7 separate regions of the Mus musculus genome follow, and all the other regions are linked to region 1. Evidence: chromatin loops called from intact Hi-C (ENCODE). Cell type or tissue: heart. All regions are shown on one strand. Region 1 has its middle 86 kb from the start of Lrrc3b. Region 2 overlaps B230110C06Rik (RIKEN cDNA B230110C06 gene). Region 3 has its middle 110 kb from the start of Gm31804. Region 4 overlaps Gm31804 (a long non-coding RNA gene). Region 5 overlaps Lrrc3b (leucine rich repeat containing 3B). Region 6 has its middle 120 kb from the start of Gm31804. Region 7 has its middle 20 kb from the start of Gm31804.

What was found. Peaks named below come from ENCODE experiments on the same cell type or tissue, not always from the same donor. Only the 100,000 strongest peaks of a DNase experiment are listed, where the experiment ranks them.
Region 2: a loop joins it to region 1, with 2.7 times the contacts of the local background. A loop is called at or near these places in 4 of 42 quality-filtered maps.
Region 3: a loop joins it to region 1, with 3 times the contacts of the local background. A loop is called at or near these places in 2 of 42 quality-filtered maps.
Region 4: it touches region 1 in a loop (2.1-fold over the local background); 2 of 42 quality-filtered maps call a loop at or near these places.
Region 5: a loop joins it to region 1, with 3 times the contacts of the local background. A loop is called at or near these places in 4 of 42 quality-filtered maps.
Region 6: a loop joins it to region 1, with 6 times the contacts of the local background. A loop is called at or near these places in 4 of 42 quality-filtered maps.
Region 7: a loop joins it to region 1, with 2.0 times the contacts of the local background. A loop is called at or near these places in 2 of 42 quality-filtered maps.

Annotation. Positions count from the first base shown.
Region 1 is chr14:15,522,768-15,526,767 of GRCm38, forward strand. No RefSeq gene overlaps it. Among named protein-coding and RNA genes, the nearest start is that of Lrrc3b, 86 kb to the left of the region's middle. In heart, no CTCF peak of the experiment used is centred here; a DNase peak (open chromatin) is centred at 1,674.
Region 2 is chr14:15,445,831-15,449,830 of GRCm38, forward strand. It overlaps B230110C06Rik (RIKEN cDNA B230110C06 gene), which reads left to right. Exons shown (of 3, transcript NR_152122.1): 2 at 3,558-3,715. Among named protein-coding and RNA genes, the nearest start is that of Lrrc3b, 8.8 kb to the left of the region's middle. In heart, no CTCF peak of the experiment used is centred here; no DNase peak of the experiment used is centred here.
Region 3 is chr14:15,879,511-15,883,510 of GRCm38, forward strand. No RefSeq gene overlaps it. Among named protein-coding and RNA genes, the nearest start is that of Gm31804, 110 kb to the left of the region's middle. In heart, a CTCF peak has its summit at 1,943 (motif pointing left); no DNase peak of the experiment used is centred here.
Region 4 is chr14:15,782,890-15,786,889 of GRCm38, forward strand. It overlaps Gm31804 (a long non-coding RNA gene), which reads left to right. Exons shown (of 5, transcript XR_874228.2): 4 at 511-566. Among named protein-coding and RNA genes, the nearest start is that of Gm31804, 9.8 kb to the left of the region's middle. In heart, no CTCF peak of the experiment used is centred here; no DNase peak of the experiment used is centred here.
Region 5 is chr14:15,354,165-15,358,164 of GRCm38, forward strand. Lrrc3b (leucine rich repeat containing 3B) reads right to left here. Exons shown (of 2, transcript NM_146052.4): 2 at 3,351-4,000. The coding sequence ends at 3,661. Among named protein-coding and RNA genes, the nearest start is that of Gm31577, 34 kb to the left of the region's middle. In heart, a CTCF peak has its summit at 1,518 (motif pointing right); a DNase peak (open chromatin) is centred at 1,567.
Region 6 is chr14:15,649,496-15,653,495 of GRCm38, forward strand. No RefSeq gene overlaps it. Among named protein-coding and RNA genes, the nearest start is that of Gm31804, 120 kb to the right of the region's middle. In heart, no CTCF peak of the experiment used is centred here; no DNase peak of the experiment used is centred here.
Region 7 is chr14:15,793,165-15,797,164 of GRCm38, forward strand. No RefSeq gene overlaps it. Among named protein-coding and RNA genes, the nearest start is that of Gm31804, 20 kb to the left of the region's middle. In heart, no CTCF peak of the experiment used is centred here; no DNase peak of the experiment used is centred here.

The sequences.
Region 1 (4,000 bases):
CAGCTATTGGATGGAACAAAACTCACTTTCTTCAGTTCAGATTGCAGTCTTTGTGTTCCTATATGATCCTCAATGAATCCTAGAACAGTTCTACAAACTGGTAGGCAGTTGGGACACCAATCTAGCCAGGCCTGTTCACCATTCTTAGCCTGGTCTTTCTTCATAGACTCCAGTGTTACATGCCTTAACTACTATGAGAAACTGCTCTTGCTAAAGAACATTGTCCATAGGAAATTCAGAGATCAAGAGGCAACCAAGACAACTGTTTCCTCCAAGAAAGACTCAAACAAAAGCCAGCTTAGCTCATTTTATAACAAGTAATTCTCATCACTACAAGCCAAAGGAAAGACAAGCTAAGTGTACTGGCTAGTTTTGTGCCAACTTGACACAGGCTGCAGTTATCACAAAGGAGCTTCAGTTGGGGAAATGTCTCCAAGAGATCCAGCTGCAAAGCATTTTCTCAATTATTGATCAAGGGGGAGGTCCCCTTGTGGGTGGTGCCATCCCTGAGCTGGGAGTCCTGGGCTCTATAAGAAAGCAAGCTGAGCAAACCAGGGAAAACAAGCCAGTAAAGAACATCCCTCCATGGCTCTGCATCAACTCCTACTTTCTGATCTGCTTGAGTTCCAGTCCTGACATCCTTTGGTGATGAACAGCAATGTGGAAGAGTAAGCTGAATAAACCCTTTTCTCCCCAACTGCTTCTTGGTCATGATGTTTGTGAGTAGAAACATGAATAGAAACTCTGACTAAGTCACTGAGCAATTGTCATTGGCCAAAGTATTCATCATGTATTTGCCACTACCATGTATTCACACCATATGTGCACATTGCCATGTGTCCACACATGAAGTATGAGTGCACATCACCATGTGTTCACACAGAGGACACACTCAGAGTGAAAACACACCATCATATGTGCACACCACCGTGTGTCCACAGAGACCTCACATGAAGGGAGAGTGCACACCACCATGTAGTCACATAGGCCCCATATGGAGGATGAGCACACACCACACTGCATCCACACAGACCCCACATGGAAGTTGAAAGCCCACTACTGTTTGTGCACACAGACCCCCACATGAAAGGTAAGTGCACACCACCATGTATTCACACAGATGCAATAGGCAGGGTGAGCACACAACACCATGTATTCATAGAGATTCCATATGGAATGTGAGTACACACCACCATGCATGTACACAGAGCCTACGTGGAGTGACTTCTCCACTGCCCTGCATCAATGCAGACCCCATTGTGAGGGTGCATGCTGATGGCTATTTATTACTGTAGTCTAAAAGTTGTCTCTACTAGACCACTTTGCAGAGCTCTCTGCCAGTTGAAGAGAGTGTGGATATGGAGAGAAGGGAACTTATTATGCTTGTAGTGAACCTAAAGCTGTACTGAAAATAAATTGTACTGAAAATGGGAATCTGTGGCTCTCACGAGTTTCCCAGGGCTTTGAACCATGGTTTTAAGGACTTTTCAGCTTGCCCCAAGTCACCCATGTCATAGTGTCACAGATAATGTTATAGTCAGGCTAAGATAGTAATACCACACACTGTTCTGCCTCTGTCATGCTGTAGCAAGAGGAACAAAGAAGGCCAAGGGAAGTGTGGTAATTCAATAGTGTCTATTTTTAAGGATGTCTACAGCTTATTCATCTTGTCAAGAACAATGGCCTCTCCTTCAACCCTGGCTATTCAGAGACATTGTGAACCCAGGGCCATTTTTAGGAGACAATATGGAAGGAAGTGGGAACATACTTTGTAATCTTTTTTTAACCAAGGTTTCCTGAGTAATTGAGGACTCTATTATTTGTTTCCTCAGATGTTAATGGGAAAATGCAGATTTTTGTCTGATATCAGAGCTGTGGGTGGGAAGTAGCTGGAGAGTCACCTATATAGAGAGGTAGGCTCACTGATTAAAAGTATGAGATGTGTCTAAATATGAAACTATGCCCAGGGCAGCAGGATATTCACATTAATTTTTGTTTCCCCTTTGAGGAAATCTCAGGTTCTGGTCCCCCTTCCACAGTGATGCTGATGTGACTATGAAGTCATTGCTACTGTCTCAGAGCCCAGTGCTACAAATAACTGTAACCCTCCAGAATCCATCTACATCACATGCTCATAATCCCATCAGAGGCTGAAAAAGTGCATCCTGCATGCTGACCTGGCCTGCCACCTCCTCAAGCAAATAATAATTTCTTGAAACTCATTTATGTTCAGGTATGTATGATTTGTATTTTCATTCATGCTAAGACAACAGAACTGAGTAGTTCTGATCAAAGGATCCACAAATTCTAAAATGTGTCTCTAAAATAGGAGAAAAAACAGTAAGAAAAAATGTTTCCATAGATTAAAAAAACATTAAACAAGACAAATTTCATGGAGTTGATCTGAGCAGAGAATAATAGAGATGCTGCTGCAATCCAACTGAAGTTCTGAGCACTCTGGAAATCACTTACAAACTGATTTCTAAAGGAAACCTCAGTGATGGCCTGTTTCTAAGGTCACATGCCTTGTTGGTCACAGTCTGGCCATCTCCTGCCACTGCCTAAAGTTTAGATGCATGCTGAGATACAGCTGCTTGTTAAGGCCTTCCTATAGAATTTCAGGTTGTTTTTAAACTCTGAGACTGTGGGGTGTGACATGGAGCTAATATTCATACAGGACTCCTTTGAGGTAATAGTCTGTTACTGACTGGCTTAGAAATACAATGCCAAGGATAAGAAGGAGCAACCAGGGGGAACAGCAAGTGGCTGTTTCCTTGCCCATCAGGGAACAACAGTCTTCTAAATGTATCAATACTACCTACCATTTGCAATAAGAAAATGCATTGATCTCTCTCTCTCTCTCTCTCTCTCTCTCTCTCTCTCTCCCTCTCTCTCTCTTACAGGAAACTTATCTCCAGTTTTTTCTTCATTTATAAGTATTGCTGAAAGCCACGTCCCCATTTGCTTCTCTGGATGGTTCCTCTCAGTTCTGGGAAGTTGCACAAAGGAACAGTGCTATCAATGCTGTGAGCATGCTCTGCAGTGCTGAACAAACATTAACACCATCTCTATCTCTCAGTTTTTTTTTTTTTCACAGCTACCATAGCACATTCCAACCCTTCATGAAACATGTAGCTACCTCATTTTTTCTCTCTCATAACCTGTCTCTTAACTGTCCTAAGCAGGACTTCTTTGCACATCAGTTTTATTGAATCACCTCATCTCTGTGACTTGTGCTGTAAACCTTCTCTACCAACCCGTTTTCCTATGTAGCTCTATCCATTCTCAAGAAACTAAACAAATCATTCTCTTTGTTCCTTATATTGTAGTACAATAGAGTTTGCTTTGGTTAAGACTGGAGTCCTTTGAGAATGGAGAGCCTCCCCCACCAAGGTATTACCCTCCATCCCCAAGCACATAAAGTCACTGCAGGACTAGGAACATCCTCTCCTGCTGAGGACAAACAAGGCAGCCCAGTTAGGGGAATGGGCTCCACAGGCAGGCAGCAGTTAGGGACAGCCCCCAGTCCAGTTGTTGGGAGACTGACATGAAGACCAAGCTGCACATCTGATACATATATGCGGGGGGTTGGGGGTGGGTGGGAGGGGTTGGACAGTTAGGTCTAGCCCATGTATGCTATTTGATTGTTGGTTCAGTCTCTGCAAACCCACAGGAGTCCAGGTTAGTTGACTCTATTTGTCTTCCTGTGGAGTTCCTATTCCCTACCAGGTCCCTCAATCTTTCACCAACTCTCTCCAGGTTCCATCTAAAGTTGGGCTGTGAGTCTCTGCTGGGTGGAGCCTCTCATAGGAGACTTACATAATTTTCATTCAAACAACTGCAGCTATGAACCCAGAATACTCTCTTTTTTTCAAAGACAAAACAAAAATGGTCAACAGGTACCAGACAAGGTGTCTCAACTTACAAATTAGGAAAGGAATACAGTGGCAACTATGATTGAATCTCATCTCACACTTCTTGGACTGGCAGTTTCAGATGG
Region 2 (4,000 bases), 77 kb before region 1:
GATGCTTGCAGCCAACCATTGGATTGAGCAGGAATCCCCAATGGAGGAGTTAGAGAAAGGACTGAAGGAGCTAGAGGGGTTTGCAATCCCATGGGAAGAACAACAATATCAACCAACCAGACCCCCAAGAGCTCCCAGGGACTAAACCACCAGCCAAGGAGTACACATGGAGGGACCCATGGCTACTGCCACACATGTAGCAGAGAATGGCCTTGTCTGGCATCAAGGGAAGGAGATGCCCTTGGTTCTGTGAAGGCTTGATTACTGAGTGTGGGTGAATTCGAGGGTGGGGAGACAGGAATGGGTGAGTAGGGGAACACCCCCATAGAAACAGGGGTAGGAGATAGCAGTTTTCCAGGGGCGGAACGAAGCTGGGAAGGGTGGGGGGGATAATGTTTGAAATGTAAATAAAGAAGTATCCAATAAAAGAATAACATGAAAAAAACAAATAAATAAAATATGTCCAAATTTGAAAAAGAGAGGGAAAAAAAGAAAGAAATTCTTCCTAGAGAAAGTCTGTTTAAAAGTTAGATAAGACATTAACACAGTTGCTTTGTCAGGGGGTTTTTGTCTCCTGAAGTCGATAGGTCATTAAATAATGGAAATGGAACCTCAGCTTCTAGAGATTAAAAACTGTACCTTGAATGTGAAATTCAGGAGCATGGCAGGTGTTGTACTAAATGAAACCTTTCTGAGAAGAGAGACCTGGGTCCCTTGCCCTATAATGTGACAACTAGAAGAACATTTTGCATATTTTATGCATTCTCATTTAGAGAGTTAATGTGTCTGCTTGTACCTCCCTCACACTCCCATTAGAAATAATAGAAACTACTACTGCTAACTCATTCCATAAAGCAGTTGCTACTGCACTGAAGCATCCTCAGAGCCTCATTCAGCTTCTTATCAGCACTTTGGATGTGGCTGGGCATCTATGGATCCAAGAGGGCTTGTTGTCATACATCAAATAGTTTGCTCTAGGGCACCCATGTTCTTTTTGCTGTGATCATGATTTGATATTAAATGTCTCCAAAATGTTTTTTCTCTGTATTGCAACATAGTCTCCTTAATGTATTTCACCAAAGGGCAGAAATCTGTTCTGGGTAGTGAACCCTCATCATCCCTAAAGTAACTAGTTTTCTTCCTTTATGTTTCTTACTACCCAACTAAGAATTTTCCAAACTGCTTGAATCCACAACCGTATCCCAAGTCTACTTCTGAGATAACCTGAGCATCTCTCTGATCTACTTATTCTAAATCCCTAATGGAAAGAAAAGAGTCAGATTGCTATGTGTTTTTAAAGAAGAGGCCAATATTTATGAATTTCTCCCTTTAGTAAATGGGGCATAAGATTCAGAGTGCCCCAGTTCATGCGCTGGACTTCCCTCCTAAGAATGCCTTAGTGAGTGAACAGACAATCAGCTTATCTCAAAGATCCCAGATCACAATTTTGATAAGGGTCAAATACACCAGGAGGGATATTTTTTATCTCTGTCAAAATTTGGTCCACATGACTCATAATGGTGAAAAGGTAGAAACTACCCAAATACTGGCCAACTGGGAGAAAGATCAAATATATCTGTGCAGTAGAATGTTGTTTGGGCAGGCGGAGGATTGAAGTTAATTTACTATTTCAAATAGTCTGGTAGAGAGGCTGTTTGAATGGTGCTATTTTATTCATGATAAAAATGATCTTGCCCTGGAATTTAATCTGACTGTTCAGTGGCCCCTCCACTTTAACTGGTAAGGCCCTGAAGGATCTTTCGTTTTTCTAGCGTCCTCTTCCATCATTAACACATCTTTTCTCTGAATTAAAGCCTCTGAGTTTTTAATCCTTCATTCATTCATTCATCCACTTATTCACTTAGTTCTGCTTCTAAGCTTTTGAATCTTCTCCTATATGTTATTTTTATATGGCTGGAACACTTAAAAGTATTTTATTTATTTTAATTAATTTACTCTTTAACAATGTCTAACATGTATATATTCTGGTTATAGTCACTGACCCTCACTCTATTGTTCTTCTCTCATACCTACCAACCCTCCCAAACAAATCTCTATCTACTCCATACCATTTTGTTTTGGTTTTCTTTGTGACCCACTGGGTTTTATCAGGGTTACTTGTGTGGGAATGGGTGTGATCCTATCTGCTTCTCATGAGTAGCTTGCCAGTGCTTACAGATGACTTTCTACAGACTCCCAACTGTCCTCAACTCTTATTAGCTAACCTGGATGAGGTGGATCCTGAAAGCTCCCTCCAATCTATGACTGAATGTTCAAACAACACTTGTTTATGAATGCTACGTCTCACCATTTTCTTCTCTATCACTCAGCTCTTACACGTTTTTCCATCCACTTTTCTGTGATGTTCTCTGAACGTTTGAAGTGTGATATGGTTATTCTGACTGCTCAATAGTCACTTTTGCTCATCACCTTTACTAGCTACAAGTCTTCATAGTAATTGCATTCACTACAAAGAGAAACTTCTGTGACAAAGGCTGATGATAAGACTAATCTATGGTTATAAACATTGATATTTAGAAGGCAGTTTGATAAGAAGTTCTTTCAGCTATTGCTTTTGACCTCCCCAGTCATGGCATTTGGCCAGATCCACCATATCTTGTATACAGTTCTTTCCAAAGGGTTCTAATTAGAAATCAGTTGATTATCTCCATAACAGCTATGCCACTATTGTACAAGAAGGTACATCTTGCCTAGCAAGTTGTTATCATCACATGCAGACTCTAAAGTTGGGAAAAATCATCACTGATCTTTTATTTTCCCACTGTCCATATAACAATTCTGGAGAAAGCTTTTCAGCTCAGTTCCAGCATGCTTCTTTGTATTTTACACTAAAGTGTGTATTGTTATCATCTATAGGATCTTACTTTTTAGTTCTGGGTGCAGCCAAAACAATGATCATGTTTCCCACACCATGAAATGATGCATGGTTAGGATGGCAAGTGTACTAGTTATATTGATTGAACACCCCATATTGTATAGATGTTTTCTATCATACTGTACCCCAACTACATATATCTATTAAACATAGAAATATATTTTAAAAATATGGAGCTCATGAATGAACTTTGAAAGTAACAAAGATTGCATACTATATGACTCCATCATATAAAAGAACTATAACGGGGGGCGGGGGTCTGTAAAGCCACAAGTACATTTGTGGTTGCTTGGGGCTTGGCTTTGGGTTAAAGTTCCTCTTAAAGGGATGGCTGTGTTCTAGGGTCACCTAGATTGTCACCTGTAGTGATCGGTCGGTATACTAAAAGTCACAGAAACATAAGCAAAGCTATGGTGGGTGGTTATATTCATGTGATGGCAAAGTTAATATTAAGACAGACGAAGACTCTACTATCTTCATATTCTCTCCCTCTCAAACTACATAGGAGTCTAGGAGTATAGGCTAAAAGCACCTCAGTATTTCTTCCTTAGGTCTCCCTTATTCCCCATGTCTCCTTGTTATTCTTCACATGGAGATTCAGACCTACAACGTCCTTTTGAAGTTTCAGTGATAAATTAATATCTCTATCCTTATCTTTTAGTAGAACAAGCAAACTCAGTTTAAATGCCAGAGATTTTCAAGGAATGGAACAAAGAAAGCAGAGTGACAGGAATGAAAGACACTGAAAAAGTCCTCACTGGCAGGAATTTATTCTTGTTACTTCTGCATACCATCAACGATGTTTGCATCTTCATCAAGGTACTGCAGACATGCCACTATTGCTCTATGCCCGTGCATGAACTCTGGCTGAGGCAGGCTGCCCTTCCTCCCTCTGTCATGCTTAGGGAAGCCAGCACATTATTCCTGCTAGTTGGTCTGGAGTCAGTTCAGTATTTAATTATGGGGTTGATTTCCTTCTTTTGTACTAATGTTTTCTCCACCCACTCAGAGTGTTTGAAGGATCTTACAAGGAACTTTTCTGGCTGATCACATTTCACTGCAAGAACCCAAGGGCATAAGGAAAGAGCCCTCCACACTTTACAA
Region 3 (4,000 bases), 360 kb after region 1:
GTTGAATAAAGATACCTACAACTTGTAGCTGATGATAGATCGTCATCGTGACGATCTATCGTCGTGAGCAGTTTTGTGGCCTAGGTATGCAAGGCTTTGGTTTCTGGACTTGGGGTCACAGGCAGATACCATATGGAAGAGAAGAATAGTAAAGAAGAAGACACCATGGGGTAGGTAGATCACATGACCATGTGGCTAGCCTGTTGGAGTAGCAGTGGCCCAGGCAGAACATGGCAAGTTTTATCTCAGGGTTATTGACAGGGAAGTAGACAAAATAGCATAGAGGATTGATATCTGCCCAAGTCTGGTGCTTTAAGGCGAATGCTTTAAGGCAAATTATTATAAATATAAATGGTTTGTGTCATTATTTGGGGACTAAGTGATCTAAGGTGGGGTGGAAACCTCAGTTAATATTTACCACAACACTCTCATGCCTTTATTAGACTGCAGCCTCCACACCTTGGTCGCTTCAACTTCCACAGCTGCTCCTTTTTAGCAGCCTGACTGACCCCAGGGAGTCTTTGCTTTACATTATTATTTAAAAAAAAATCTTCGAAGCTGGATTGAGTCTTTGTCATAGTAAACTTTAGGGTTATCATAGTTAGAACCAGTAAGGACTACACATTTCTGTGTAAGCCCTTGTGAGGGTTGGGCTTCTCTCTTTAGCCATGGTAGCCCCATAAGGATGCTTGTCAGAGTTAGCAGTTGCAGGCCAAAAGCATACATGTAGGTTTTCCAAATAGCAGCCACACCATATTCTAGAGCAGCCTAACCTGCACCTGTCTCACTAATGCAGAAACAATGTGGACAGCAATTTCTGCCTTCTGGTCTACTCCTAGCACAGTGCCAAATGAAAACCTCGAGAGGGACCCAAACAGACGTTAGAAAACAGTCTTCAGAATGTGTGTATCACAAATACTCCAGACCTGGTATTCAAATCCACATACCCTGTCCTGGTAAAAAGTACCCCTCCACGCATACCAGCACCTGCTATTCATTACCTCTGGGAGCCAAAAAGACAATTACAGTTGGCAGTTTCTCCAGAGAAGGAGCTCCAGGAACACAAAGAAGAAAAGGTACAGTCCAGAGTCCCTGTCATGACAAAAGGAGCATCAGTGTGCTGAGGCCTCTACCTGAGATGACCTGTGTCACCAGCCTTGGACCACGTCAATGGACAAAGTTTAAGATGGTGCATCCTGAACTCCCAAGTGTTCAGAGGCTCTGGGTGCATGTGAATTCCAGGGGGATTAAGTGAGGTACAGAGTACCTACCCAGATCTCTAGAGTGAAATGCACCTCTGTGTTTCCTGGCAACAAGAACTTGTCTCTGCTGCTCTCTAGGCATGCTTGCAATGTTCAGGACAGTCCTCATGATAAATTAATGAATACTAAAAACTATTCGTGCCTAGGAAGCAAGATGATTTTAAAATCCTGGGCATTTGCTCAGGAGTGTCACCACTGAATCTTTCTGAGTGGCTCTTTGTCATTGCCAGCTGTGCTGCATGGTGGAGGGTGGCTACAGCAGCCCTGGCTGATGCTCACAGATTCCCAGTTATAACAACTAAAAAGTCACCTCACCTCTCCAGATGCCTCCTGGCATACAGAAACTATCCTTAGTTGAATGCTGGTCTGAAGAAACAGAAAAGAAGATACAGGGACACCCTCAATATCAACAAATTCCGACAGAAGAATCCCAGATAGTGTGAAAACTTAGGCACAATATCCAGAAAAGAGGAAGAACACACCCACCAGGATTTCACTAGTCAAACTTTGGCCTAAATCAAAGTGATATGGAAAGTGAAAGATTGTCCAGCACATAAATGGACAGCATGTAAGAAGTTTCGAGATGTGAGTTTCAAGCTCCTTCACCTAGAGTGAGATAGTGCTGTCATCAGAACTCAGTTTCTCTTCAGTTGGACTCTGCTCTGCTGCATGATGGCTCCTCCTAGTGGTGGCAAAGCATTCACCACTACAAGTCTACCCTCCCATTGACTCAGCCAACCAGACAGGACAAAACATCTCTCAAAATTCTAAAGGAAATGGATTCCCACTGTGGAGTTCCTTTGTACCACCTTGGAGCACATGTCCACTCCCAACACAGCAGAACTCAGGGGCCACCCAGCAGTGAAACACTGAGAGAGTGGGTCTAATGAAATATGGAAACAAGAATAGGCTAATCCTACCCATAAAACTTAGATTAATGTTGGGGTACAGAAGGGTATCTAAAACCTCAAGATGATACTATTGATTGGGTGGTCAAAGAAACTGGCTATAACAGTGCAAATCAGCAGACTGTGCCTGGAGAAGGCAGGCACCCAGGGGGAAAGCAAAGCTAGATTCCAGTGCTGCCTCCAGGATACCAGCAGCTCACAGAGGATTCTGCTTACAGCTGTTTTATTTAAATTCTGTTTTGCCAGATATATGAGTACTTATTAAACATGAAGAGGTTTATGCATTCAAATAGCAACACTAATCTTCGCCCTGCCTGCCTCTATTTGAATACCTTGACTTTCCTTCTGCCCTTTCTGAAGATCCCCTCTGGTAAATTTGGATTTAGAACAGCCCTCCCAGCTCAAAAACAGGCACTTCTTATTTTCTGCTGCCCACAGCCAATGATCTAAGGGTCACAGACTGAGATATGATGACCACCAGAACCAGGCTAGGAACAGGAGAGGGAGAACAGTACCATGTTACCCTGGCAATGGAGGGTCATTTCAGTCTTACATAGCTAATGAGCAGTCTGTGCCCAAGAAAATGTATTCATACCCAGTAATGTGTATAAGCTGAGGTGTCCCTTCCCAGGCCATACTCCCGACCCATTCTATGTAGACTGTCTAATTTCATCAGTCCTAGCTCTGTTTGGAAACTTCTGCCTCTGGTGATTTGGTGCACCAAATGCATGAATTATACAAAAATGAAGTGAGTCTGTCAGTGTTCATAAATTTCAGGTTGTTTTCCACAGTACCTTAAAAACAATGACTTCTGTTTGAGGCAACACCAATCTGCAGGGACAGAGCATGATCTGCATCTGGGTCACTGACCTCAAGATTCTGGTGGCTCTTAGGAGTAGGCTCTTGGGTCCTCTAGTAACAGTAAGGACATACATCTCTGAATGACAAAATAGTCATTCATTTGCAAACCTAAGGATGACTTCAAGTGACACAGAGGGAGGTTGCTCTGCATGGGAGGCATCTGCATTTATTACTGTCATTTTCTGTTGGTTCTTCACTGCACAAGTTTGCAGGCCCTCTTCAGTGTATTAAAGAGAGCCTTGCCTCCATCTATGGTCTGCACACAGCACACTGAAGGTTTCAGGTCTGTGTGCTCACAATCCTAGCTCTACCTCCTACCAGTAATGACCCAAAGCCAGTTTCATATCTCTTTGACTCCCTAAAATGGGGCATGCCAGTCAGATTTTGCTGCCATTTACCAACTAGGCCTATGCAACACATGGCTGTGTCAGTAGACACTGCTATATTGTTTCTAGGTCAGTCTTTATCATCTGAAAACAATCGTTGTTTTTGCATCTGCTGTCTTCTAACATCATCTTCCAATGTAGTCTTTGCAGAAACTTTGTGAGACTAGTGCTCATAGGAGAAGGCTGCCTGGCTGCTTTGTGTATTAGACTGGGAGTGACTAAGATTTCTGTTTGGGCTTTAAGCTTGTCCAGCATGTCTGCCTTGATGTTTGTGTTGGTGCTCCAGCACTACAATACTGTTGTTGCTCTGGGCACTATGGCTTGGACATGTGTGCCCATGCAGCTTCAGCTATGTTAATTGCTTTATTTGACATCAACAGTGTGTGTGTGTGTGTGTGTGTGTGTGTGTGTGTGTACAGCATAATTCAACAATATTGCTATTCCACAGTGCACAATATTTATACACATAAGTGCTAAAACACACACACATACACACACACAGCCTTTAGAACAGATATTTTCTAAGAAAGGGCAGTCTTCTCTTAGAATGAGCTGAATTTAATTCAAAACATCCCTCTCTTCT
Region 4 (4,000 bases), 260 kb after region 1:
ACAAATAGGAACTTGGACTTCCTCCAATTCTTGCTTTTACTTTTGTCTTACAAGAATATTTTTATTTCATGAATGGTTATTGTGTAGAAGCAAAAATATATAAGTGGTAATGAAACAGCTAGATGAGTTTTCCCAAAGGTGACTAGATCCCTGTAACCCAACACCCAGAAGAGGACTCAGAATACCACATTACCCAACTCAGAAACCTCCTTCAATAATTTTATGTACTGAGTTCCCCCAGAGTGATAAAATAGGGCACAGTGTTGACTTTCAACCTTGTGCAAATAAAATAATAGAAGTGAACTGGGGCTCCTTCAGAAGTAAAATACTGTAACTGTATCCTGTGAGTATCCATATACTTCCTCTGATCACCACAATATGGAATCAAACATTTAAAATGTTCTCAATAAAGCAAAACAAGTAATCTGTCACCCGAGAAGCTGCAAAAGCAACCAATAGCCTGAAATGGTCAGATTCTCTCTGTAAAATGCACATCTGCTTTTCCAACAGGTGATAGGACCACCATGATGCCTCCCAAGTGCCAGAGGCCACCTGCCATCAACTCAGTGAGTTCTACAGGATAATGAAGATGTCCCTCACACTCAGGAAGTGCTGAGAAGGCACCTGGAGTAGTCAGTACACACACACACAATGACATAAAGATCAAGATGTGTGTGTGTGTGTGTGTGTGTTCATAATACCACATACCATGTGGCTCACATAATCAAAGAAAAATACCAGAAGGTTCTATATGCTTGATTACAGATTAGTTATAAGCTGAGTTATGGAGGAAGGACCCAGATGCAAATATGTTATCAAAAAAAGATCTTTGAGAAAGATGGTAGTATGTCCTGTACCTTGATGTACCTTACTCAGAGCTATAGGGTAGGTGTTGACTGAAAGGATGGACATGTAGGTGGGTGATAAAACCCCACAGTAAGTGCTTTAACAGAGTCACAGGAGACATGCATCAGTATTTGAAACTTCATATGGAGTCAGAGTGCTTATACTGAGACAGATTCATGGTTCCTGTCTTGGTGATAGCACCAGACGAACCTTTTTCTACAACACACCAAGGAGCTCTTGGAGCTGGTCCAAGCCAAAAGTAAAAAGAAAAGAAAATAGTATTGATTGGATAGCTAGAACTTTTTTAGGCATTTATGTGAGGCAGACTCTTTGCCCTGTTGTACAAGATAAATGTATAAAGATTAATACTCAGAAAAATAACAGCCTTGGGCTGGAGATACGGCTTGGAGAGTAGTTAAGAGCATTTGCTGCTCTTATAGAGGACCAGTGTTCAGATCCTAAAAAACACACCCACCTGTGACAACAGTGGGGTACAGGGCTGGGTAATGCCCATTTCTGGCCTCTATGGATACTGAATTCACATGAAAAAAAATCCAAAAAGAGACACAAAATATACTACTAAAAATAAAAATAGAGTCAGTAGTGGCACATACTCATCTCTGTGAGTTAGAGGCCACTCTCTACAGGAGGTTGGAGGTTTCTACACAGAGAAACCCTCTCTGGAAAAACAAAACTAATAAAATAAAATAAAATTTGAAAAACTAAACAAATATTATAAAAAGGAAAGTAACAACCCAGAAATGCACCAGTATATATAATATATCAAATTACACAATCCGTCTTGAGAGTTAGGTATGCACAAAGCCCCTGCACTTGGAAAGTCAAGTTAGAAGAACCAGTTCAAGGCCAGTCTCTGTTTCATAGTAATTTTGAGGATTGTGTAAGGACCTGTATAAGAAAACCAAGAAAGAAAAGAGGGGAGGGGAGGGGAGGGGAGGGGAGGGGAGGGGAGGGGAGGGGAGGGAAGGGAAGGGAAGGGAAGGGAAGGAAGAGGCAGCTATAAAAGGCCGAGGGGGTGATCTTTATAGATGGATATAAGTGAGCTGATGTTGATCAGTATAGCCCAGTACAGTTGACATTTCTGTGTTGCTTTATAACCCCAGTTTTTCCATTTTCATCACTCATAGAAACCTTATAAACTGACTAACCTCCTTTGGGGTTTCACCGTAGACGGTCATGCTGAGTAAGCAAGGTTATGCTTGGTAGAATCACAGAGAATGGGGCTGAGTCTGTCAGTGGCTCCCTGGGATACCTTTTACCACTCTGATGTATGTCTCTCTTTTCAGCCATGAGTCCATGGCTGGGATTTCTTCCACAGAGCAGAGGGGCACCAGTTTAATGCTTCTGTGTCAGAATGGAAGGCAAGAGAGAAAAGGATACTTGAGTTATACAAGAAATGAAAATGTGAGCAATAGGCACAGACAAAGCACTGTTAGAACCCAGATGCTCAGAACACTCTTCTTCAAAGAGACCTCTGAGAACACAACTTAAATAGACCTCACAATTATTTATTTCACCCAAATTCCAGCTCTGTTCAGCAGCATGGAAATTGCTAAACAAATGGCCTTGCCTGCATCTGCTGAAGAATATGAGAAGCAGAGAGAGGTTAAACATGCAAATGACACTGCAAAATTCATTACCAAGGCTGCTGAATCCCCAGCCTGCTGCTTTAGGGAGCTGTGCCTGCCTAGGATAAACAAAAAAAAGTGAAACACCCTGGCAGGCTGCCCCAGCCTCAGGCTTCCTGCCTGTGAATCAGGTGCTGCCACAAAACTGCAAATGCTCCTTTGCTGACCTAGCCTGGACCAGGGTTTTTCAGCCTTTCTGACTTGAGGGAAATACACAGATAGTACTCGAATGCTAATCAAACCTTACTGCTGGTGAATCATCAAGAAACTTAAAGCAATGCTCAGGTGTAGATACAATTTTACCACTTACTGGAGACAAAAGCAAACTCACATATTAAGGAGATGAATTTGCTAATTTGCTTTTACATAAAGAATTAAATTCCCCCTGAATCTGTTTGATACTTCAAGACAGAGACCAACCCACTGCTTTTAGAGTTTATGGATATATTTATTTGATGGCTATTTCAGAAACTGTTAGAAATCTGTTCTTAATCCAAAAATTTATTTGTTTATTTTTTTTTTTTACAAAAATCCAAGCCGGCAATCTAAAGTATAATTTTTAAAATCAAAGATTCTATGCAATACAACACAATGATATATCAATTTAATGTTTACATGCTAAAAATTGATGATTAAGAAATATTTAATAGCCTTTCTTTCTAATAATTAAAATATTGTTTCTATAAGAGTAGAAACATACTGCAGTTCATAAGGAGTGATGGTCCCGGGACAGAGGCAAGCAGTTTCAAGCATTTGTTAGAGTCGTACCCCATGATGGCATGCACAGTTCACAGTCCACTCAAGTCTAGTTTGTTAGGGTCATACAGTATGATGACAACCACAATGTAAAGTACACTTATATGTTCTGAATGCAGGCTACAGGGAGGCCATGTGATAGCACACGGGTGAGCCCTGCTAGAAACTCTTCAAATCATTTCATAGTTAATATAGTTCATATTTCATAGTTCATAGTTCACACAGAGTTTAAGGAGCTGTAGTATGGACAAAACCTAAATTGGTCGTTCTAACCAAGATTGTCCAGTTTAATGAATGAAGATCTAAAGAGAGAAGCTGCACTCAGTACTGGGCCAATGAGCCTCTACCTCAGCGAACCTCAGGCACAGCTTCAAGGGCAAAGGCTAATCTGTTAATAAAGTCAAATAAATTCATATTAAGAGTTCTGTTCTTACCTTCTCAGCTGACATCATGTACTTTCTGAAGGAGTCCTGTTGTTTTAGGTAACATCAAACTCACCCTGGCTTCCTGGGATACCCTTTACCACTCTTTTTCAGTATGTGCTAGGCACAAACAGCAGGCATAATTTTTGCAGGACTAAGATAGACTTCTGGGATGGAGAAAAAGAGACTGAACAGGATGCTCATTAGGATACAGAGGCTCCTTGGGAGAGGGGCTCAGGTTATGGAATCTCTTCCTCTCGCCTTAGCCAGAACACAAGTCTGTGTGCCTAGACTTCTACGAGATTTTTATTAAAGATTTCCTAAGGC
Region 5 (4,000 bases), 170 kb before region 1:
ATACAGATCTTCCTTTCTTGGGTTCTGTTTCATAACAGACCTGTGGGAGTTGAGCTTGCCCCTGTATTAGTTTGCTTTTTATTGTTTATTTTTATTGTTGTTCATCAAAACAACATGAGCAGGAGGACCTTGGGGAGGAAAGAGTTTGAAGATCGACCTACAGGAAACTTAAAGACAGATGTGAATCCCCAAAGCTTCAAGGCTTTCAATTTCTGTATCTGTGAGCTCGGCAGATAAGACTCTTCCCAGGACTCTCAACCGCAACACTGTAGGAAGTCTGCCTTCAGAAGCTGAACAGTGATAAGCAGAGTCTTCCATTTCATCCCTCTGCCAGTAAGCCGAGAGACCGACTGTCTAAAAGATACATCAATAAGAAAAATGCAGGGCACTTAGACTGCTGTATGCTTGGTGATATCAGAGCAAGAATTACTGTGAGGAATCAGAGACAGACATGAAAAAGAACACTGCTCACCCTGCAGACTATACAGAGTGATTACAATTTGTCCAAGTAGTACTGGAAGGTCTGTCTTCCATTATGTAAGTTTTTATCACTTTTAAATGTGTTCTAGTTGAGTTGGCATGTTTTATGATTTGCTTTGCTTGAGAGATAAGCACATTGTCAAAGATTAGATTAAAATTCCAGGGGCATTTTTTTTTTAATTTAAAAGGTGGAGGTTGAGAGAAATCACAGACTGGAAAAAGGTACTTTAAATATTACTATTTAATGTATTAGAACTTCAGATGCTCTCTGCCTAGGACAATAATATGGAAGTGGATTTAAAAAGTCTTCCTGTAGTTCACTGTGAATAGGAACTCCTGCAGGGCAGTGGGAAATGAGACACAGATATAGGGTCAAGACTTCAGGTTCTCAGGTAGCAACTCTTTCACTCATCACCTCTATACACTGTTGGCCTAGTGGGTGGACATTCGTAAGCTCTAGCAATGAGGTCATTTCCCTTCTGTTCTGTCACAAATTGACATGGTAATCTATTACTTTAGTTGTTTTATTTGATTTTTATTACCTAATAATCCTCTATTCAATTCATGGACACGTAAATTAGTGTTTTTCTTTTTGGAGTACCGACGACACTATAACCTGACAATCTACATAGAGAAATCAAGGAGGGAAGTTCCTGATAACCTGTGGTATCTCTCAATTCTACATGAGGAATTGCAAACCAAATGTGTGGTTATTTAACTCTTTTTCATTACTTCAAGTATAGTATGTGACTCTTCTCACCAAGTCCTCAGAGACCTTTCCTTTATAAGACAATTTATTGGACTAATGGATTGGCCACGAGGAAAATAACATTTCATTACTAAGAGCATGAAGATGATTTTGGAAGGAATGACCTGGAATGGATTATCTTATCCACCTCTGGAAGATTTTCCAAAATGAATGTGACTCATACATGCAGATAAACACAATACTTTTGTTAAATTTTCAAAACTGTTAGAGCTAAACCTTTATTGCCTCTTTCCAGTTAGTACTTACACTGCATTTTAGCATTGTCCTCCAGGCGGCGCTGTCTCCTCAGTATGGGTCTAACTGTCTCCAAACCAAAGGCAATGCAGGCCATCTGACTTTAGTCTCCCTGGATACAGCAGTTCTAGGCCCACATCCCAAGTCTCACATCTGAGAGTTATCTTTGTGTTTTGGCTAGACTTCTTGGGATGGCTAAAGACGGTGTGAGCACACAGTGACCACTGCTCTGAGTGTCTTATTGATTTTTTCAGCAGGCCTTTCAACAGACTATGGTTACAGTCAGCACTCCCGGCCTTCAAGGGGGATGAAACTGAGTTTTAACATCCTGAAGACAGTATCTTGTAGGTTAGATAGGGCCCTGTGCCTCACTTGGGGCACTCTAGCTTCTTTCCTCGAGGGGCCTTATACACAGAAGTTCCCCTCTGGTTTTAAATGGAATTGTCATGTAATTTTCTGTAAACCAATGTGCCAGAGGAACCAGCTACCTTGTATAGTTGAGTCTGTGGCAGAATGGCAGGACATGAATGTCAGAGTGTATGTCATGTGCAGACGTATACAATTTTCAAATCTCTCAAAACTTAATATTTGTGCATATGCTATGCTTTCCAAAATTGCTGGGGTTCTGGGCCTATTATATAGAAGTATCTCATAGAGCTTCCGAAGCATTAACTAAGATAACTTAGAAAACTACTAATGCATAGTAAGTGTTCCATCAGTGGCATGGGATAACAGATTATGACATTCTTCAGTGTGAAGTCACCATAGGGTTGGGACTTGTATCTTACTCTCTACCTTCACTTCCACATCTTTGTCCCTATGCTCCCATGGCTTTGACCCTCCATGCTTACCTGACACATTCATCCTAAAACAAGCAAGCAAGCAAGCAAGCAAGCAAGCAAGCAAGCAAGCAAACAAACAAACAAGGCCATCACTCCCCATTACAGAAGTCAAATGTGCTTCCAGGATCTCTGCCCATAGTTGAGTCAGACTATCTCCTTTGTGTGGCAGATATGCAGGAGCATATAGTAACAAAATTCATTCAATTTCATGTTGGTCATTTTAATCATGTAAACTCTGCATTTGTAAACCAACTTGAAAGGATTATCAATGAAATACCTCTATTTAGAAAAGACCTGGTACACCGGGCATGGTGGTGCACGCCTTTAATCCCAGCACTTGGGAGGCAGAGGCAGGCGAATTTCTGAGTTTGAGGCCAGCCTGGTCTACAGAGTGAGTTCCAGGATAGCCAGGGCTACACAGAGAAACCCTGACTTGAAAAAAACCAAACCAAACCAAACAAAACAAAACAGAAAAGACCTAGTTCAAACTCAAGCTCTAACACCTGGCTGGTGGCTGGACCTCTGTTTTATATGCACGGCCAGTGTTCACTTTTTCCTCTGGTGGTGAGAGGTATGGACAGTAGCAGTATCCGGATACCCACACAGAGCGTCCGCTGAGGGCGTGCTTGCCTCCTTCCCAAGCCTAACTCTTCCTGGATTCACCACACACTCCTGCCCACCAAAAGGCCAGCAGGAGGATAAGATTCATGGCATTGTTTACTTTCCCATTTCATCCATCACAGAGTAGAAGCATGTCTGACCTACCCGTTTAGAAAAGTAGATGCTTGCCAGCAGACATTCTAATACACTCAAGTCCTCGAGAAATACATCTGTATAAACATCTTGGCTAGCTAAATCTGGCAGATTCTTAACTGATCAACAATTTAGCTCTGGCTCCCCAGACTGCAATGAGGCCGAATGACACATCATCTTTTAATGAGATAGTCTTACCGTCACAGGGCTGTCTGTTTTACTTCGGTGCAAGTGCACTGACTATATTGTGTCTTAACCAATAAGGCACACTGTTTTCCATGGTTCAAAGTTAAGCTTTTATTCAGTTTTAAATTAAAAAAATAAATTTCATTATTAAATAGTGAGATGGGTCTAACTAATGTTCAGAGAGTTTGTTACTCAGGAACCAGAGGTCACAATTAATGGGGGGGGGGGAGATCACCTAAACTAAAATTATTAGTGTTGTTTGTGTAAAGTTCAACAGTGGCATGATTCCAAAGAAACTAAAATACAAAGTTTTAAATGTGTACAATGAAGGGGGAAATGAATCACTTATTTTCCTACAAACAGAAGCTCCCTTCCCAGTGCCAGCCAGCATGGCTACTATACCACAGTGCTAATGTCATCAGGCTCATCTGCCTTCTTTTGCCTGCTTGGCAGGGATTTCAAGTATTCAAGGTGTCTCCGGGCATCCTCCTGATTCTGCCTCACGTAGTACACCACATAAGAGATCACCATGGTGAACCAGCCAAACATAGTGACGAGCATGGCATAGTCAGTAGTCTTTTTAGGGAGGTTACACAGGTCAGCGTCATTGGCAGCATTGAGGAAAGGTCTCCCAGCGTGCTCATCCAACACTGATGTCTTGCAAATCACATTGTGTGCTGTCTCATGATTGGATGCCATGCTCCTGAGAACTTGCTGGAGAGTACAGTCACAATGC
Region 6 (4,000 bases), 130 kb after region 1:
CAATTCCTCAGTTTCTAAGGATGTAGGTCAGTCCCTAAACACTGGATATAAAAAGCTTAGTTAATGGGCAGAGTCACAGAATGGTGAGGGGAAGTCATTTATTTCTCTGTAACCAGTCCTGCAAAATGATGGCTGTGTACTTGTCTGAATACAAAGAGCAAAAGCCTGACTTCCTTCCAACTGAGTGTCGCATCAAACCTGAGTACACTTTTTCAGAGTTCAGGATGTGCATGGAGTGTTGAAGATTTGTCCCATTGGTATGACTGCTAAAGAGACAGAGTGGGTAAAAGCAGATGGTTACCTTAGTCATATGTAGGTATATGTAGGGATAGAATTCTGACTACAGTGCTGCTGCTTCTTGTGTGTCATGAATGCCTGCTTTGCTTCCATTAACAGTAATATCTTGTCATTGTGAATAACGAGTATTCTGGAGTACACGGAACCCCAAAGGTCTCTGGTTACAGTCTGCTATTTCACCCACATCTGTGAGATCTTTTACTGCAGCAGTAGTCTGTCTGTGAAATCCCTGCATGGTAAGTGTAGGTCCATCGCTCACCCTCCAGTCCAAGAGTTTAACATCATTTGGGCTGATGGTGAATTCCTGCGTCTCTGTCCCTTGCCCTAAGGACATGTGCTGGAGAGCTCCCACCTTTGGTCTGCACCCCAGAGTGTGAAACTAACCAGGATGCACAACCAAGAGAAACCACAGCAGCAGACCCGAAGCCATCAATAAGAGAGCAAAGAAACGAAACACTTGTTTTGGAAAGACCACTGAGAAGCTGGGGTTGCTTGCCATGAGCATCACTTATCAGAGATGCTCCAGTGCATCTTAAGAAATAAAGCAACCCTCCATTACCTGACTGTCTTTTTTCCAGCTGCTAGCACCCTGGCTCTCTACCTGCTGACTATTTCTTTACTTCTGCTACCCCTTTAGTCTGAAATGTCACCGCACTTGCTTGGTCATCCAAGCACCTCTTCTTCTAGGGTGTCCTGGAGTCCCACATCAGCCCCTCCCAGGAAGTTCACTGTGACACTTTCTATAATACTTTGTTTTCAAAAATTTAATATTTATCAAGTTACTGAAATATTTATGTCAATGTTTAATATTCAATAGCCATTACCTATCATACCAAACACTGGGGTGATTGTGATGAAGATGACAACATCATCCTTCTCGTTGTGGTCCAACGAACAACTGCCCTGTCTCCTACTACACTGAGCAGCGAGCTTCTTAGGGCAGAGGTCATGCTTAGCACCTCTGAAAGACAGAATTGTTTTCTGCAGAGGAAATCCTCAGTTTTATTTGTCAATTCATTAGACAACAACTGACTTACTAGAATTTGTTACAGTTCCTAAATTGTACCATAAATAAGCCTTGACCTTTGGAAGAACATCAAAATATATCAATAGTACTTCCTTTCCTGGAATAAAAAATAGACATAGGTTATATAAAATGCTGCTATTCACACATGTATTTTCGAGAAAGTCTTAGTGAGTCAGGTCTACCCCACAGCTGCTTTATCAGGAAGTAGGAAGCAGGGAGAGCTTTCGGCTCTGCCTTCCTCAGGTCCTGGGGAAAGGCTTACAAATGATGGTTTTACTGGGCCTTATCTCTGCTCTGACATGTTGGCTCTGTCAACTGAGAAGTCACTGCCTTCTACCTTCAATGGAACCCTAAAGTACACAGCTTGATCTATACACCCTGCAGGTTTATTTATCACTGTCTGAGACAATTCATGGTTTCATTTCACTTTTCCCAGTTTCTCCATGGAATCTAAGGGGATAATGACTCCAGAACCCTCAAAGCAATAACTACCACCTGAAGACTGGGCATGAGTCCAGATGTTTGCGCTATTTTGGTTGCTGAGTTTTTGTTTATGTCACTGATCAATAAGCTGATGACTTTGACCGGAGATTTTTTAAACAATTATTTGGGGTTATCTTTTCTTTAAAATAGTCCATAATGATGAAGCAATCTCACACTTACTATCTTGATCTCATATCCACTTCATTCTTCTGACTGTTACTCTGGATAATTTATAGTTAAGATGTCTTTCAGTAGTATGAAAATATAGATGACAACCATCTACTTCTTAGTAGAATATTCTTTCTTGTAAAAGGCATTCTGAGTTTAACCTAATGGCAATTGGACTTTGGTGTAACCCAGCACTCACAACTATATGCCCACATGTGCACACACATACCACACACACCCTTGCATACACTTTATTGAACATATCTGTACACACACCTATACTCACATCTATACACACACACACACACATCTACACATACATATACACACACTTGTACATATCCACACAGCTTTACTTTAGAGTGCTTGCTGAAGACAGTAATAGTAAATTTAGACTTTATCTTATCACTTGCCAGATAAAATTTATCAAGACAAACTTGGCCTTCGGCAAGGAGTGACACACACTTCACTAGGATATGCTCTAGAGGCTACACTATGCTGCTGGTTTTTTTTTTTTTCCTCATATATGTTACTCAGAAGTAAAGCTCCAAGCCCTATTCACAATAATCAGAGTATATAATTAGCTGAAATATCCATAGTAATTTGCAAAAAAAGGTTGTAAATGAAGATCATCATAGTTAGTAATAGAAGCCAGACCCAGACAGAAATTCATTGTTATTTTCTTTAAGTGTGGGAATTTAGAAAAAGAAAAGGGACAGGAAGTAAAAGGGAGATTATCAGGGGTTGGGAAAAGGAAGTGGGGAAGGGTGGGAAAGGAAGACCAATGACATATATGTAAGGATGGAAATGTCATTAACAAGCCCACTCACTAGTATCTTCAAAAGAATCTAACATAGTTTGAACATAAGCCTGACTACAAAACATAAAATAATCAAGCATTAGTATACAACTCAGCTAAACAACACGGAAGCAAAATCATACCTACTGCTATTGCAAGGGAGAAAAGGAAGGACTGGAAGATGTCTGCAATTTGTATAAGCTGGTCTGCCAACTCAGTAAGTTGTGTTTGTCAGTTTCTGAATCAAACAAATGAAACTATGTAAAGGAACACCTGAGCTCTTCCACACACCCCTACAAGAATGCCATAGTTCTTCCATAAAATCCCATAGAGAGCCTCGTGGGTTTGAAAGCTGAATTGCCAGTAAGACTTTAGTCTTGGAGTAGTTTTATCTCTTGATGGGTATTAGCTACTTTTCTGATGCTATGATAAAACTCTATGGCCAAAAGACACATAGGAAAGCAAAAGCTTGTTTTACTTTTCAGCTCCAGAGCGGACACAGTCCATCATGGCAGAGCAGGCGTGGCAGCAGGAAGATAAGGCTGGGCATTTAGAAAACAGTCCATCATGGGAGAGCAGACACGGCAGCAGGAGCCTGATCCTGGCCAATTACATTTCATCAACACAGGAAACAGAAAAATAACAGGAAGTTATGTCAGGCTAAAACCTCTCAAATCCTTCCAACCCTGGTAACATACCTCCTCCAGCAAAGCTCTTCTCCCGTGAAAGTCCATAATGTCCTTAAAGAATACCACCAAGTAGAGTCCAAGTATTCAGACACATAAGCATTTGGGAGAAATTTTCTATTCAAAAACAATAGTGGGCTAGTTCAAGGAGAATAGGTGAAATGTTTCTTACAATTTAAATCACAAAGTAGAAGATTGTGAAGCCTTGTGTTGGTTTTGTTTTGTTCCTGGCTCCGTGTTTGGCTTTACTGTTTTCTTCCCAGTGGACTAGATCTCTCCAGAAGTGACACTTTATATTCCTTAGAAAAGTAAGGGTATTTTCAAGGAATTTGTATGCTTACATTTTAGAATGGGAAACACACATGAAGACAAAAGCCAAAGGACAGTCTGTGGTTGTGTGATCTATCATTTCCTAGATAAAGTTCCAACACTTACAGAGAATGACAGATGAGTAAAAACATGAGGCCCATATTAACCACACAGACTGAAGACAAAAGGTTAGGGCTGAAAATGTTAACTTCAATAAGGGAAACAACACTG
Region 7 (4,000 bases), 270 kb after region 1:
CCAGCTCTTGCAGAGGACTAGGATTTGGTTTCTAGCACCAACAGTAGATGGCTTATAGTATCTAATATCCCAAGTTCCAGGTCTGGTGCTCCATAGAGAGTGCATGCATGTTGCACACACACACACACACACACACACACACACACACACACACACACAAATATCAACATCTATCTGAAAAGAAGCATGAGAAACATTGTTAAAAATTATAATACAAAGGACAAAGCAGATCAAGGATTCCTAACTCATAGGGAAATGCTATGAGGATTATTCTTTCAATGTTTCCTCTAAAATAATACCAGATAGGCCAGAGCTTAACTGTCATGACAATCTTGCCCCTCTGCTGCCCCTTGTAAACTTACAGACTTATCTTCACAGCATTACCTCTTCTAAACAATTTATAATCCCTCAATCATTTCCTTCTAAGACTCTCAGTGTAGACCAGAAAAATGGTGACATCACCAGCCACAGGACACCATATTCATAGAGTTAAAAGCAAGCAATAATCCTACATGCCTTTCAGATTCTGTTAATTGTGAGGGTGTCATCATTATATTCAGATTTCTAAAGTCTTATATTTTATTATTTAAGTAGACTGAGAGATAAGTTTAAAATAGAAGAGCTGGCTGTGGGGGGAAACAATTCATAATAATTGGACAAAATGTCAATGCCAAGTAACATTTCCAGTAAATACCTCCCATGATGTCTAGTACCCTCAAGTGCCCTGATGATTCCACTAATTAATTTATTTTTTCATTGTGTCAATTTATGTAGAATCACCTGATTATAAACACACCTCTGGCATGTCTGGATTAGCGGTGTCCTGTGGTTTTTGCCAAAGTCTGCTCTGAGTGGAGCCAACTCAGTGTTAACAGGAAGGAATTTTGAAGCTATGAGCTGTATGATTAAGAAACAGTGCACTTTCTGGTTTTCTGAACTGGCTCACTGAGAAAAGAATGAGCAGCAAAAACCTGAGGAGCCAACTTTCGTGCCCAGAATCCTATATAAAAAGTACATGCCCCAAATCCTAGTCCAGGAGAAGTGGAAACAGGATGTAGGCTCTGTGCAGGCAGGCAGCTGCAGGGAGAGAAGCCTGCACCTGTTGGGTCTCTCTGGGACTGAGCAGGATGGTGGGTGTCAGCGACTCAAGAAAACCGAGCCAGGAGTTTTGTCAAAGCAGGAACTCGCTTTATTACATCAGTCTCTTGATTTTAAAGAATAAATAACAAGGGGTATGGGGTGATCTGGTGGGGCCCATGTCATCAGTTGCCGGGCAGGCAAGGGTTCGACCAAGTCATGTCACTCCAGCAGAAATGACGAGGACATGTCGAAAAAAATCAAACCAAGCTCCAGCCAGGTTAAGGTTAAGGTTAAGCTCTAGAGCCAGGATAAGGCCCAACAACAGTAGAGTTTCTAAGGCTATTGGACTAGCCGGTCTAAATAGTAAGCTCTGAGACAATTATAGACCCTATCTCAAACAGTAAGATAAAGAAAAATTCAAAAGATACTCCCCCCCCTCACACACACACAGAGACAGAAAGAGATACACAAGTGGTTAATTTTCTGCCATATACCTGAAAACTAGCATAAATATTAGAGAAAAAGAAAAAGCAAGAGAGAGATATTTCATAAAGCCAGGAATCATTGGCTAATGTCCCTGCTCTGATTTCTTGAGTGGGACATATTGAAGTGACATTTGCTGGAATGATGGATGCTCTTCAGGGTCATGTCACTTTTTCAGCACACTTTATTTATGTGATAGGCAAAACAACTGCTCTATCTTGTTACTCATATGTAGTGTTCCTTACTCCAGTTCTCTGCACATACTCCTGGAGCACTGTCCTTTGCTTTATAAGTAACTCTATGATTTGTGTCAGTATTCTCATCTTTAAAAGTGAAATTTTACTCTTCCTTCCAGACCCCAGTCCTTGTTGTTCATAATTTCTCCTATCACCTTATTGGTGTAAATTATTAGAGATACCACTTGCTTCTTATTGGTGAATGCTCATGTCAAGGAGCTTATGGGGGTGGGGGGAAAAGGAGTCATTTTAAAGCTAGTTTCTCTAGCTTCAAATTAATATCCACAAAAAGGAGACAAAGAAACCTAACACCTTGGGTCCCATGTTTTGCAACATTGTAAAACCTACCCAGATATATCTCAACCTCCGCTTGAACATGCTGGAGAAGTAGCTGCCACAGTGGACAATTCTCTGTGGACAGAGTAACTGTGGTATATCCCTCAGCACACACTCATTCTACAGCCCATCTTTTCTGCTGCTTGCGACTTGTGAGTCCCAGTGGAAAACTCCTCTTGTCAACCTTTCTCTCCACATCAGTTTTGCTTCTTTGACATCAACTCCCACTTCTGCAGCTACTTAGAAATGAAAGCACTGTGTCTAACCTTTCCTGTTACCGTTTCTTACTCTTGGTTTGAACTGTGAAGACCAATGTAGATTTCTCTTCAACCAATACAAGACCATCATCCTTCCTTATAAGATGTGTCACAGTTTCTTTCTCAAGGCCCTTCATAACAAAAAGCAGCAAGAACGTTGTGCTCCTTCTGGGCTCCCTGGGAGAGAGTGACAGTGTAATCAGAGCACTGACTGAAACTGCTAGGCTGTACCGTTTGCTGAGAAAAGCTGAAAATGGGGCCATTTACACAAATTTGGTTGATTGAAATGTAGGAGTTTCTGTTTTTCTGGTCTACAGAACTCTCTTCCCGTTTTTGCACCTCAACATGTGATTTCCCTTGAAGACTTCTTTTCAGTGACTTAGATAAGGCAGTAATGCAAAACTTTTTTTTTAAACATCTCAGACTCCTCCCCCTAATGTGAATATATCCTATAAGACTAAAGGGACAACTCAAGTCCTACTGGACTTTCTGTATTAGAGAAGACAATGGGTCAGCTTCTCATTAAAGTAACTTTTAGGGATTGTGGCAGTTTGAGTGAGATGTGTCTCCATAAGTTCACTTTTAATGTCACCAGTTGACAGCACTGTTTAGGGAAGTGGTACAACCTTGCTAGAGGAAATACATCACTAGAGTGGGCTTCAATAGTTCATAGTCCATCTTTCTCACAGACTGCTCTCTGTAATTTGTGTTTGAGGTTAAAAATGTGATCTCTGAGCGTCTTACTCCAGCCATTTACTGTATGCCTTTCCTATCATTATAGAGTCTCTATTGAAAAACTTAAAGTAAAATAAACACTGTTTTCTGTAAGTTGCTTTTAGTAGCTGGGTGTGGTGACGCACACCTTTGATCCCAGCACCCAGGAGGCAGAGGCAGGCGGATTTCTGAGTTCAAGGCCAGCCTGGTCTACAAAGTGAGTTCCAGGACAGCCAGGGCTACACAGAGAAACCCTGTCTGGAAAAACCGAAAAAAAAAAAAAAAAAAAAAAAAGACAACAGGAAAGTAACTAATAGAGAGGTCAACACTGGATCCAATAGTGGTTTATCATTCTCATATATTTTTGAAACAGAAAGTAAGGAGTTTTAAAGCCAGTATTTGATTAGTGGTGGAGTGGACCAAATACGGGATTACTGTTGCATTCAGTAACCTCCAGATGAATGAATTGAGACTATAAATTGCAAACAATAGACTCCATCCCAGTAACTTATGAAAAGAAAGTGTATTAAGTAGGTATCTGAGGGATAATAGGACCAATTCATTGGCACTTGAGTGATAAACAAATCTGGAAATGAGAGACGTGATGTGGACAGAGGTAAGAATGCTGCCCTCTCGTCTCACATAAATGCCCTCTCTGCCTCCTTCTTGGCTGCACACAGGATAGACCACCACCTGGCTTCATATAGCCCATAGGCTGCCACTGAAGTGTAGGTGCCCGTGGCCACGGGTTTCCTGGAAGGAAAGATGGGATTTTGGATGGGAAAGTCTTCAAGAGAAATAACAGGCAAGACAAAGTTTTCTTATCAAGGCCAATGTTTACTTAGGAGTCCGAGCCTATAAAGGGGGGAACCCATCCTGCACCACACCCGGATC